Regions from separate parts of the Mus musculus genome. Here region 1 is linked to region 2. Evidence: chromatin contacts called from ENCODE Hi-C or POLR2A ChIA-PET data. All regions are on one chromosome and are shown on one strand. The core of a region is the stretch at or near the end of the contact, and the rest is flanking DNA. Distances in the headings are between cores, read along the strand shown.

Region 1 (5,139 bases), core at 58-2,557, 580 kb after region 2:
CCTCCTGTGTTCTAGGACCTATTCCTACCTTCTTTGGACTCTTCTCAGGCCTGATCATCAGCACAGCCACCCTAGGGTACCAGAGTGGACCCTCTTGGCACGCAGGCTGAGGATCCCCACGAGGGCCTTAGCTCCATCCCAGGGTGATGCTACCCACAGGCCCCGCCTATCTGGGTTGGCCCCTCCCACTCTTATCCAAGTACTTGTGCTGCTGACGAGTTTTGCCCTCTGCTCCCTCCAGAGTACTGCATCCTGGTACATCCATGCCCTGCTTCGTAATGAGAGTTGGATTCTCTTATGTTCTCTACTGTTGGAATTCCTCAGGCTGACAGAGCGTGGAGTGTGGGAAGCTGAGGCAGGAGAGGAGGAGGCTCAAGTACAGCTCAGCTGCTGGAGCACTTGGGTGTTACACGCCTGTCATTATCAGGACAGCCTGGGCTGCACGAGACCATAGCTCACAGAAAAAAAGTGAGGAAGGAGAGGAGTGAGGGGGCACAGCCTGTGATTCTAGATAATTTGCAGCCCTCTCTACCCCAAGGCCTCCAGGGGACGCGAAACTCCTTCAACGAAACAGTTCATAAGGATCAGTCTATTGATCCGGACAGATTTGTTGTGACTGTTGTGACAGATCTATTGATCTGTTGGATCCGGAACCCTCCATGACGAAGGCAAACGGAGTTCTGTAAACTGACTTCTGACCTCTGCAAGTTTGTAGTGGCACATGCTCTCTCTCTTTCGAGACAGGGTTTCTCTGTGTAGCCCTGGCTGTCCTGGAACTCACTCTGTAGACCAGGCTGGCCTCGAACTCAGAAATTCGCCTGCCTCTGCCTCCCAAGTGCTGGATTAAAGGTGTGCGCCACCACGCCCGACACAAACAAAAAATTTTAAAAGCACTCTTTAAAGTCATTTTTAAAAAGATTTGTTTATTTAATTAGTTATTATGTATACAGCGGTCTCCCTGCATGTGTACCATCAGGCAAAATGAGGGCACCAGATCTCATTATAGATGGTTATTAGCCACCATGTGGTTAACTGAGAATTGAAATCAGGACCTCTGGAAGAGCAGACAGGGCTCTTAACCTCTGAGACATCTCTACAGAGCCCATTCCCCTCAAAAGCACTTTTATTGTCAGAGATTAAATTACTTCAACAGCTAACAACAGTGTGAGGCAGCATTCCAACTCCTAACCTAAGGGATGATTCCCAAGCCGAGGTCTCACGGGTGCCGTAGAACCTCCGGCCACCAGAGGTCGCCCGCAGCGCGCCTGTCTCTCTAGCCGGAAAGGCCTGCAAGTGGCATATATCCCAGGATTCTGCGCGGTGCCGTTCTTCCTGTCCCGGCCGCCATCGGAGAGCATCAGGTAAGTGGGCCTCGTCGGGGCTCATCTGCCCCCATCGGGCATCCCGGCCCCATGGGGAGTCCCTGCGGGCCGGCATGCGGGCGGGCGCGGGCCGAGGTACCGTGTCTCAGCCGCTGTCTTGTCCCCGCTGCCCACAGCCATGGCTCTGCGCTACCCCATGGCCGTGGGCCTCAACAAGGGCCACAAGGTGACGAAAAACGTCAGTAAGCCGAGACACAGCCGGCGACGCGGGGTGAGTGCTGGGGACGCGACCGCCTCGTCAGAGATGGGGACGGGGGTGAAGAAGTGAATATCGACACCTGCGTAGATTCTGTGTCGTTGGAATGGGAAGGTCTGAGTGGTTCGTGGGCCCGGTCGTTGATTGGGCGTCTGAGACTGGGAGTCGGTCGGTGGGCTGTTGCGTTCGGCCCCCTGTAAGGCCCATTTTGGGGTTCGTGACCTCGGGGCTGTGCTCGCAGCGCCTCACCAAACACACCAAGTTCGTGCGGGACATGATCCGGGAGGTGTGCGGCTTCGCACCCTACGAGCGGCGAGCCATGGAGTTGCTCAAAGTGTCCAAGGACAAGCGCGCACTCAAGTTCATCAAGAAGAGGGTAGGCAGCGTGCTGCACCGAGCACGGGTGGGGGTGTGGCTGGCTGCAGTGGCCCTGGGTGACATGCGACTACTCCTCGCAGGTGGGCACGCACATCCGCGCCAAGAGAAAGCGGGAGGAGCTGAGCAACGTGCTGGCAGCCATGAGGAAGGCGGCGGCCAAGAAGGATTGATGAACCCTCCCCCAATAAAAGATGGTTCCTACAGTTTTGTGTATGTGTGAGCTCACGGCGACACTGAGACTCAGGCTTAGGGCTTTTGGAAAGGTTTTCTTTATTCATGATTCTACAGCTGTGCTCGTGGCTCCGCCACACCATGATTTATTTAGTCCCAGGCCCCTGTGTCATCTCTCCACGGCCAGTGCCTCCCTGTGCTCTCGCCGGGGGAAGGCAATGGGGAATATGTCCCGATAGTGTTCCACGAAGTGAACTTCAAGGCCCTCTGTGATAAAAGGAGCTAAATCCGAGTAGTCCTTTCTGTTCTCAGCAGGCAGAATGATGCAGGTCACACCTGCACGCTTAGCCTGTGGAAAGATGTGTCAGCTGGGTGCTCTTCCACCCTGAGGTGGTCAGGGGTACAGGCGGCAGACACTCACCGCAATGGTCTTCTCCTTGATGCCACCCACAGGCAACACCTTGCCAGTGAGGGAGACCTCCCCAGTCATAGCCAGGTTCTGCAACACTGGCTGGCCCAGAGCCAGGGACAGCAGTGCAGTGACAATAGTACAGCCTGCGCTGGGACCATCCTTGGGGGTAGCACCCTGTGGGGAGAGGCAGTGGTGAGTTGCTGCGCTGATGGGTGCTATGGGGGGGGGGGGTGAATGATGGGCCTACCTCAGGCACATGCAGGTGGATGTGTGAGGTGACTAGGAAGTCATTTTCAGGGTCCTGCTCCATCAGGAAGGCACGAGCATAGGTGTAGGCTATGCGGGCACTCTCTTTCATCACATCTCCCAGCTGACCTGTCACCTCTAGGCTGCCATCCTTGTCCTCCTTGCTGCCACTAGGCTGGGGCCGCCTCAAAGATGTCTCCACAAACAATGTAGAGCCCCCTGGAAGGTGGAAAAGGCTAAATTTGTTCCTTACACTCCAATTCTGCACTTGAAGACTCCATAGCACTGGTAGCCTGCATTATCTATCCAGGCCCCGTCTTTATTTACATTTGTAGCAGCCAGCTGGCCAGGCAGAAAGATGTGGGTGCTATGCTCACCCATGGCAGTCCAGGCCAAACCCATGACCACGCCAGGAGGTGTGACTTCGTACATGCGCTCCACTGTGAACACAGGCTTCCCAACAAAGTCTTGTAGGTTCTCAGGTGTCACCTGTACTGTCTGGGCCTCCCCACTTACGATCTTGTATGCAGCCTTGCGCAGCACCTGAAGTGGGTGGGTGGGTGGGTGTAGGTGGGCATTTGCTAGGCAGAGGCATGCCCTGTGTAGTGGGTGGGCCCGTGGGCGGGCTTACCTTCTCCACCTGCTTCTGTAGGTTGCGCACACCACTCTCCCTGCAGTATTGCTTGATGAGCAGTGTGAGCACTGCTGCTGACAGCTGGGCCTTGCTCTCATCTAGGCCACACAGGGTGCGGGCCTGTGGCACCAGGTACCGCTGTGGGGAGCAGCTGTCAGCAATGCCTGTTGTCCTCACCCACCATGTTGTTCCTGGTGCCCTAGGGTCCTAATCTCCTCACCCACTGCACCAACCCAGCCCTCCCTTCTCAGAAGCACAGAGTAGAGAATCACAGCCCTGTCCTGAAGACGATAGGCCCCAAAGTGTCACCCTAGGCTGTGCTCACCTGAGATCTTTGCCCATCACCTGCCAGGCACTCAAGACTATTGTGAGAGCCAAGTCTGATCTGGTGCCCCTCCACCCCACAGAACCCCACATACCTCTGCGATGGCCAGCTTCTCCTGTGCTACATAGCCAGACACATTGATCATCTCCATGCGGTCCCTCAGTGGTTCTGGGATGGTGTCAATGACATTGGCCGTGCAGATGAATAGCACCTGGGTGACAAGGGGGGCACAGGATGCTGGAAGCTGGGTGTCCCCTCTCCCATAGCACTAGCACCTAGCCACATGAGTCACACTCACCTTGGACAGATCCACTGGCACATCCAGGTAGTGGTCCAGGAAGTTGGCATTCTGCTCAGGGTCCAGCAACTCCAGCAGTGCTGATGACGGGTCCCCTTGGTAGCCTCGGCCAATCTTGTCCACCTGAATTGGGAAAGGCAGGCGCCATAGGACAAACTATACCTGGCTCCAACACTACAGGATAAGCTGTGCAGTGAACTGTCCCTCCTGTCCCCAGAGCCTACCCCACCTCATCAATGAGCACTAGCGGGTTCTCTGTCTTGGTCTTCTTCAGACACTGGATGATCTTCCCAGGCATGGCCCCCACGTAGGTACGCCTGTGGGAGGCAACACTCAGTATGGGTCAGTGTGCTGATACCACCACATGGCCCACTTGGAAGCCGTTCTGACCTCACACAGGGTAGTTACCCAATGCTCTCCTTTAGCCAGCACTTGGCCACACAGTCTGCAGTTATGCCCACCTCACTTCCCTATGCACTGAGAGGTGGGGGTTGGCCTGGATGAATCTTCACAGGGGCATGGACCCACACTCAGGCTCAGTAGGGCAGACAGCAAGGGATGAACAAGGATGTCATCTAAGCTTGGGAACAGGTGCATGAGATGACAGGAAAGGTACAGAGAAGACAAGGCTGAAATAGGCCAGAGGGAACTGAATGGACAGTACAGGTACATGGGACAGGGACCAGGCAGCTAGGGGAGCAGTGAGACTCTGGTCCATGGTGCTGGGCAGGGTCTAGGGGAGTGGGAGCCATGGGAGCTCTGCTCTTTTGTTTCCCAAGCAGGATCTTAAGTAGTCCAGGTGGGCTAGCGCTCTAGAGCACGGTGTGTGTGGCCTGCCTAACCCTGAGTGCTGGGATGGTAAATGAGGCACTGTGAGGCTACCTGCTCTGACCAGGCCAGGCACTTCCTGTAGTGTTAGACTATAGGACTACCTTAGCAGCCGGCCTCTGTCTACAGAGCCTCTTTCCACACTGGGACCTGGAACAACCACAGGCCTATAATGAAGGCATCTGTCTGCTGCACTCAGCTTGGTCTCTGCTCAACTCAAAGCCTGCTAGGCTCCCATGCCTCCCACACTCTGTTTGTTTTGTTTTGTT
Region 2 (4,707 bases), core at 1,853-4,352:
TCTAGTACACAGGAATTACAGGTATGCCCTGGCATACTGGCTTGTGGTTTCTCTTTCTTATGAGAAAGATAATCTAGGGACTCAGGAATCCACCAGAGAGGTGTTACTTGGAGAAAAGAAACCCAGGAGGGAGGGACCCAGGTGAAAGAGTAGAATGTTGAAAACCTGGAAAACTTCTGCAAGAGGCTGGGCCATAGGCCATCCGTGTGCAACTCTTGAGAGCTCGCTCAGAGTTCTCTGGGACAGGGCCTTGGAATGTCTAAACAGTAAATTGATTCTCACCTGAGCTGAGCTTTGCAGGTTTGTAGGCAGGTGGGATGGGTGGCCCTCCAAGTGGGAAAGAGTCTAGTGGCTGCCTATGAGTCCCTGACAGGACCTGCTGGGAATCAGCAGGGGAGGGACCTCCGGGAACTCCATCTGAGGGATGTGGGGCCACAGGCATTCAAACAGAAGGACAGCCACAGAACCCAGGCTGGCATCACAGCCTAAGGAGTTCAGGCACTGGAGGTCTCTTGCCTACTGCATAGGTCCTACCACATCAACTCCATTGCTAGCCTCCCTATGAGGTCCACAGATAGAGCTCAGATGTCTTTATCCTTAGGCAACTGCTAGGCCCTTCCTTCTTTTCAGCCCTTGGGTGACAGCACCAGCTGGCTGCTCCCTCTGGCTGGGCCTCTCCAGACTGTGGGGAGAACCTTTCTCACAGGCATGGCCCAAGCAATTCCTTACACTGTTGCTCATCTCTCTGTGGAATCTACTCGAGCCAGCTCCACACCCAGGATTCTCGGGCTGTACTGCACAGCCACAGGATTAGCACATCTGGGGCTTCTTGGAACAGAAACCGGGCAACAAACTACGTGTTCACAGACCTCCCTGCAAAGATCCAGGGCTTGCATGACTATGGGTTGCAGGCTCTGAACTACTTGTTTGAATGGGGTTTCACTACATACCCTTGGAACTAACACTGTATACCAGGCTGGCCCTCAACTTGTAACAAAACCAGGGCTTCCTGTGTGGTAGGCAAGTACTCTACCAACTAGCTACACACCCAGATCTGTTGTCATTTTGAGATATGAAAGTTCTTACTTTGAAGCCCAGAGCCCGGGTCCTATCCTATCCTCTGCATTCCGAAAGCTATTCAGGAGTTCGAGAAGGGGAGCCAGCTGCTCCAACACTGGTGGGGTCTGGCCTCTGAGCTGAGTGAGACAAGCACTGGATTGGATGCACAGGCAGAAGACAGCCTCCTCCAGCCACACTAGCATCAACCCTGGTGACCTCTAGGGTATCAGACATAGCAGCCAAGCTGGCTCCACAGGCTTCACTTGGAACTCACTTGGCTTTTGATCCTCCTGCCTCAGCGGCCAGAGGGCCTGGGGTTACAGGCCTGCCAGGCTTTCCAGCAGTGTCCCATGTAAAATGCATGTCAAGCTGAGGTCATGGCTCAGGGTAGAGCTGTTGCCAGTGTGGTTGAGGTCCTGGGCTCCAACCCCAGCAAACATCCATCAAACGAGAGAGAAAGAGAGAGCGCACTCGCGAGCACAATCGATCTAGCAACCTGGAGGAAAAGGCAGAAGAAAAGAAACTCAAAACAGACAGGAGAAAACTCAGTCACGAACTTCTGGCCACTGAGGTTTGGTGACAAACATCTGTAACTCAGCACCGGGAGGCAGAGGCGGGAGGATAATGACTATGAGGCCACTCTGGCCTGACTGAGACAGAGATGAGACAACAAGGGTTTTCTCAAGCAGAAACCTGACAGAGCTGAGGGAACAGGCTCACTTGAGCCCAGGAGTTCAAGGCAAATATAAAACCTTCAACACACAAAGGTATCCTGTCATCCCAGCGCCTGAGAGGCAGGAAGATGGAAAATTCTGGGCCAGCCTGGACTACGAGCAAAACTTGGCCTCAAAAAACCCCCCAAAAGTTCCAGAGGGACATTACACTATAGGATGTCTGAAAGGAGCGCCTGCCTGCCTGGGGTAGGGTTCTCAATGTTTATACAACGGAGGCCAGGATGCCCACCCTACAGAACTCCTGAATGTCAACACAACCAGAAAGGAGAATTTCAGTTCAGAGTCATGATCGGATCGATTAAACACTAAACCCAAACCACCAAGTACCTATAGGAATCTATAGTATGGTACAGCCAACAAAAACGTATCTTTCAAAGAAGCATACATATGTTTTAGAAATAGGGACACAAACCTGACACATTTTGTAAACTGCAGAAGCCTGGAAAATTACTTTTCACTGTCTCTTTTCAACTTGCCACAGTGTCTACCAAGAGATTTTTCTTTCATTTTTGAGACAGGGTCTCCTTATGTTACGTAACCCTGGCTGGCCTCAAACTCAGAGATCTGCTTACCTGACTGCCTCAAGTGTGCAGGGATTAATGATGTATAACACCCAGTGAGCGAGAATGTTTGTTTTTGGTTTTTTAGGTTTTTTTTTTTTCAATCCGTCTTACAGACACCGGAGAGGGAAAAGAAGAATGGGACACTGATTATTTTTTAAGCCCTGTGTGGACTTGGTTTTTTTGGATATCAACCTAGACAAACATTTTCTGTGGCCTGAGGCTATGTGGTGAGAGTCTCGGAAGCATAGCCTGGAGACTTTGGGGGGGGGGGGGCTTGCCTTCCATGCTGCGATCCCAGGAATCGAACTTACGTTGTAAAGCCTGGCGGCAAGCCCCTCTCAATGAAGCCCTTTCGCCGGCCCTCCAGAGCTTTCTGAAAGCCGCCTAGACGCGCACACCCGGTGTCCCTCTTCAAAGCACGGGGACCCGGTCTCCCCTTCCCCGCTAGCCCAAGGGAAGCCAGCTCGGCTCGTCTGCGGTCCCCAAAGGCAGGCCCGAGACCAGATCGCCTGGCCTCGCCTCACCTGGCTCGCCTTGTAGAACTGCTTCTTCAGCCCCGCCACCGACATGCCGCCTGCCGCCGTCAGGCCTCCCGCTCGAACTCCGGTTTCCGCCGGCGCCGCCGAACCGACTTCTTTCCTCCGCGCGCAGGTCGGCGCCGCCACCGCCAAATCAGCTTGCCAGCTCTGCGCCCCCGCCCCGAAGCCACCTCGGCCGGCTAGCGCGCACGCGCGGCCGGGATATTACATGGCAACCGCACACTTCCGGTGACGCCCCCATATCGCCTCACCCCACCCTACAACGGCATCTGCGCGCGCTCCGCCTCTCTGCGCGTGCGCGCCCCCTGGAGGACAGAAAGAGCATTGCCGGGGGAGGAACGGCGGAAACCCTCCCACACCAACGAGATGAGGGGGCGCCTAGAGAGGCCAGAAATCTGTGTACGTGCGCGTGTACGCATGATGCAGCTCCCTCTAGAGTCCAGGAGTAGATATAAAGCCAAAAGTCAGTTTTAATTAATTAATATTTTATTTGTGCGTGGAGAAAGCGGAGCGGAATTTGCCAGCGAGAGTGTAATAAAGACAAAGCGAGGTAAAATGGAATATCTTAGGGGCTAGAGGAACGGTTGGTTCTCCAGGTAAAAGTGCTTGCTGCCCTGGCTGACATCGGGAGTTCAGTTCCTCGCATCCACATCAGGCTGCTTGCTCATAGCTAGCTGTCTGTAACTCCAGCTCCGGGTCACAGCCCTTTCCTGGCCTCCTTCAACTGCTCTCAAGTACACCGGGTCACATATATACCCATAACTTAAAAATTAATATGAGGTATGCCAGTGGTGATGCATGTACGCCTTTAATCCCGGCAGAGGCCCAAATGCTAACACGCCACCAGCCTTCTCTCTGGGGTCCTTCCTTCAGTGTCTCCCTTCTAATAAATCGCTGAGGATACAACTAGAAAAGAGAGTCCTTTATTTCCTTCTTCATAACTTTATTTCAGAGCAGATATTGCATAACCCAGGCTAAGCCTCAAACTTACTGTATAACCAAGGATGACCTTGAACTCCTGTCCAAGCTCCTCCACGTCCCAAGTGCTAAATCACAGGTGTGCACCAATGAGCCCCACTAGAAACATATTTTCAAAATAGTTCGCTCAGACTGTAGCTATCTCCTATTTCGAGTTCCATTGGTTCATTCCTGTCATGTACCAGCTATAGGACATCATTGCTTTTTTGCGCATTAGCCCTGCAGTGAGCTTCCTCTCATCATTAAGACAGAAAGAGGACTCTAATTGAATGATATCTGTGATGGCTTGTATATGCTCAGACCAGGGAGTGGCACTATTAGAAGTTGTGCCCCTGCTGGAGTAGGTGTGTCACTGTGGGTGTGAGCTTTAAGACCCTCATCCTAGCTGCCTGGAAGCCAGTATTCTGCTAGCAGCCCTCAGATGAAGATGTAGAACTCTCAGCTCCACCTTCACCATGTCTGCCTGGATATTGCTATGTTCCCGCCTGGATGATAATGAACTGAATCTCTGAACCTGTAAGCCAGTCCCAATTAAACATTGTTTTTTTTTTTTTAGATTTATTTTATTATTATATCTAAGTACACTGTAGCTGTCTTCAGACACACCAGAAGAGGGCATCAGATCTTATTAAGGATGGTTGTGAGCTACCATGTGGTTGCTGGGATTTGAACTCATGACCTTTGGAAGAGCAATCAGTGCTCTTACCCGCTGAGCCATCTCTCCAGCCCCCTAAACGTTGTTCTTATAAGAGTTGCCTTGGTCATGATGTCTGTTCACATTAGTAAAACCCTAACTAAGACAATATCTCTTCAATGAAGTCTCCCCAGGTTGAC

The links. A loop is a pair of places that touch in the nucleus more often than their neighbours do. ChIA-PET counts read pairs that join two places held with the same protein, here RNA polymerase II (POLR2A).
Region 1: a map of heart shows a loop between it and region 2 (2.8-fold over the local background). The contact joins the promoter of Rpl36 here to the promoter of Sh3gl1 in region 2. A Hi-C loop is called at or near these places in 1 of 37 maps with a recorded cell type or tissue (heart). POLR2A ChIA-PET finds 5 or more read pairs at or near these places in 1 of 5 experiments (embryonic stem cell).

What each region holds. Positions count from the first base shown.
Region 1 is chr17:56,612,088-56,617,226 of GRCm38, forward strand. Rpl36 (ribosomal protein L36) reads left to right here and starts at 1,308. Exons shown (of 4, transcript NM_018730.3): 1 at 1,308-1,361; 2 at 1,499-1,593; 3 at 1,820-1,954; 4 at 2,037-2,159. The coding sequence starts at 1,501. The coding sequence ends at 2,126. It overlaps Lonp1 (lon peptidase 1, mitochondrial), which reads right to left. Exons shown (of 18, transcript NM_028782.2): 11 at 4,272-4,359; 12 at 4,043-4,165; 13 at 3,839-3,955; 14 at 3,417-3,557; 15 at 3,163-3,328; 16 at 2,787-3,004; 17 at 2,549-2,713; 18 at 2,210-2,476. The coding sequence ends at 2,297.
Region 2 is chr17:56,033,535-56,038,241 of GRCm38, forward strand. It overlaps Sh3gl1 (SH3-domain GRB2-like 1), which reads right to left and starts at 3,103. Exons shown (of 10, transcript NM_013664.3): 1 at 2,881-3,103. The coding sequence starts at 2,925.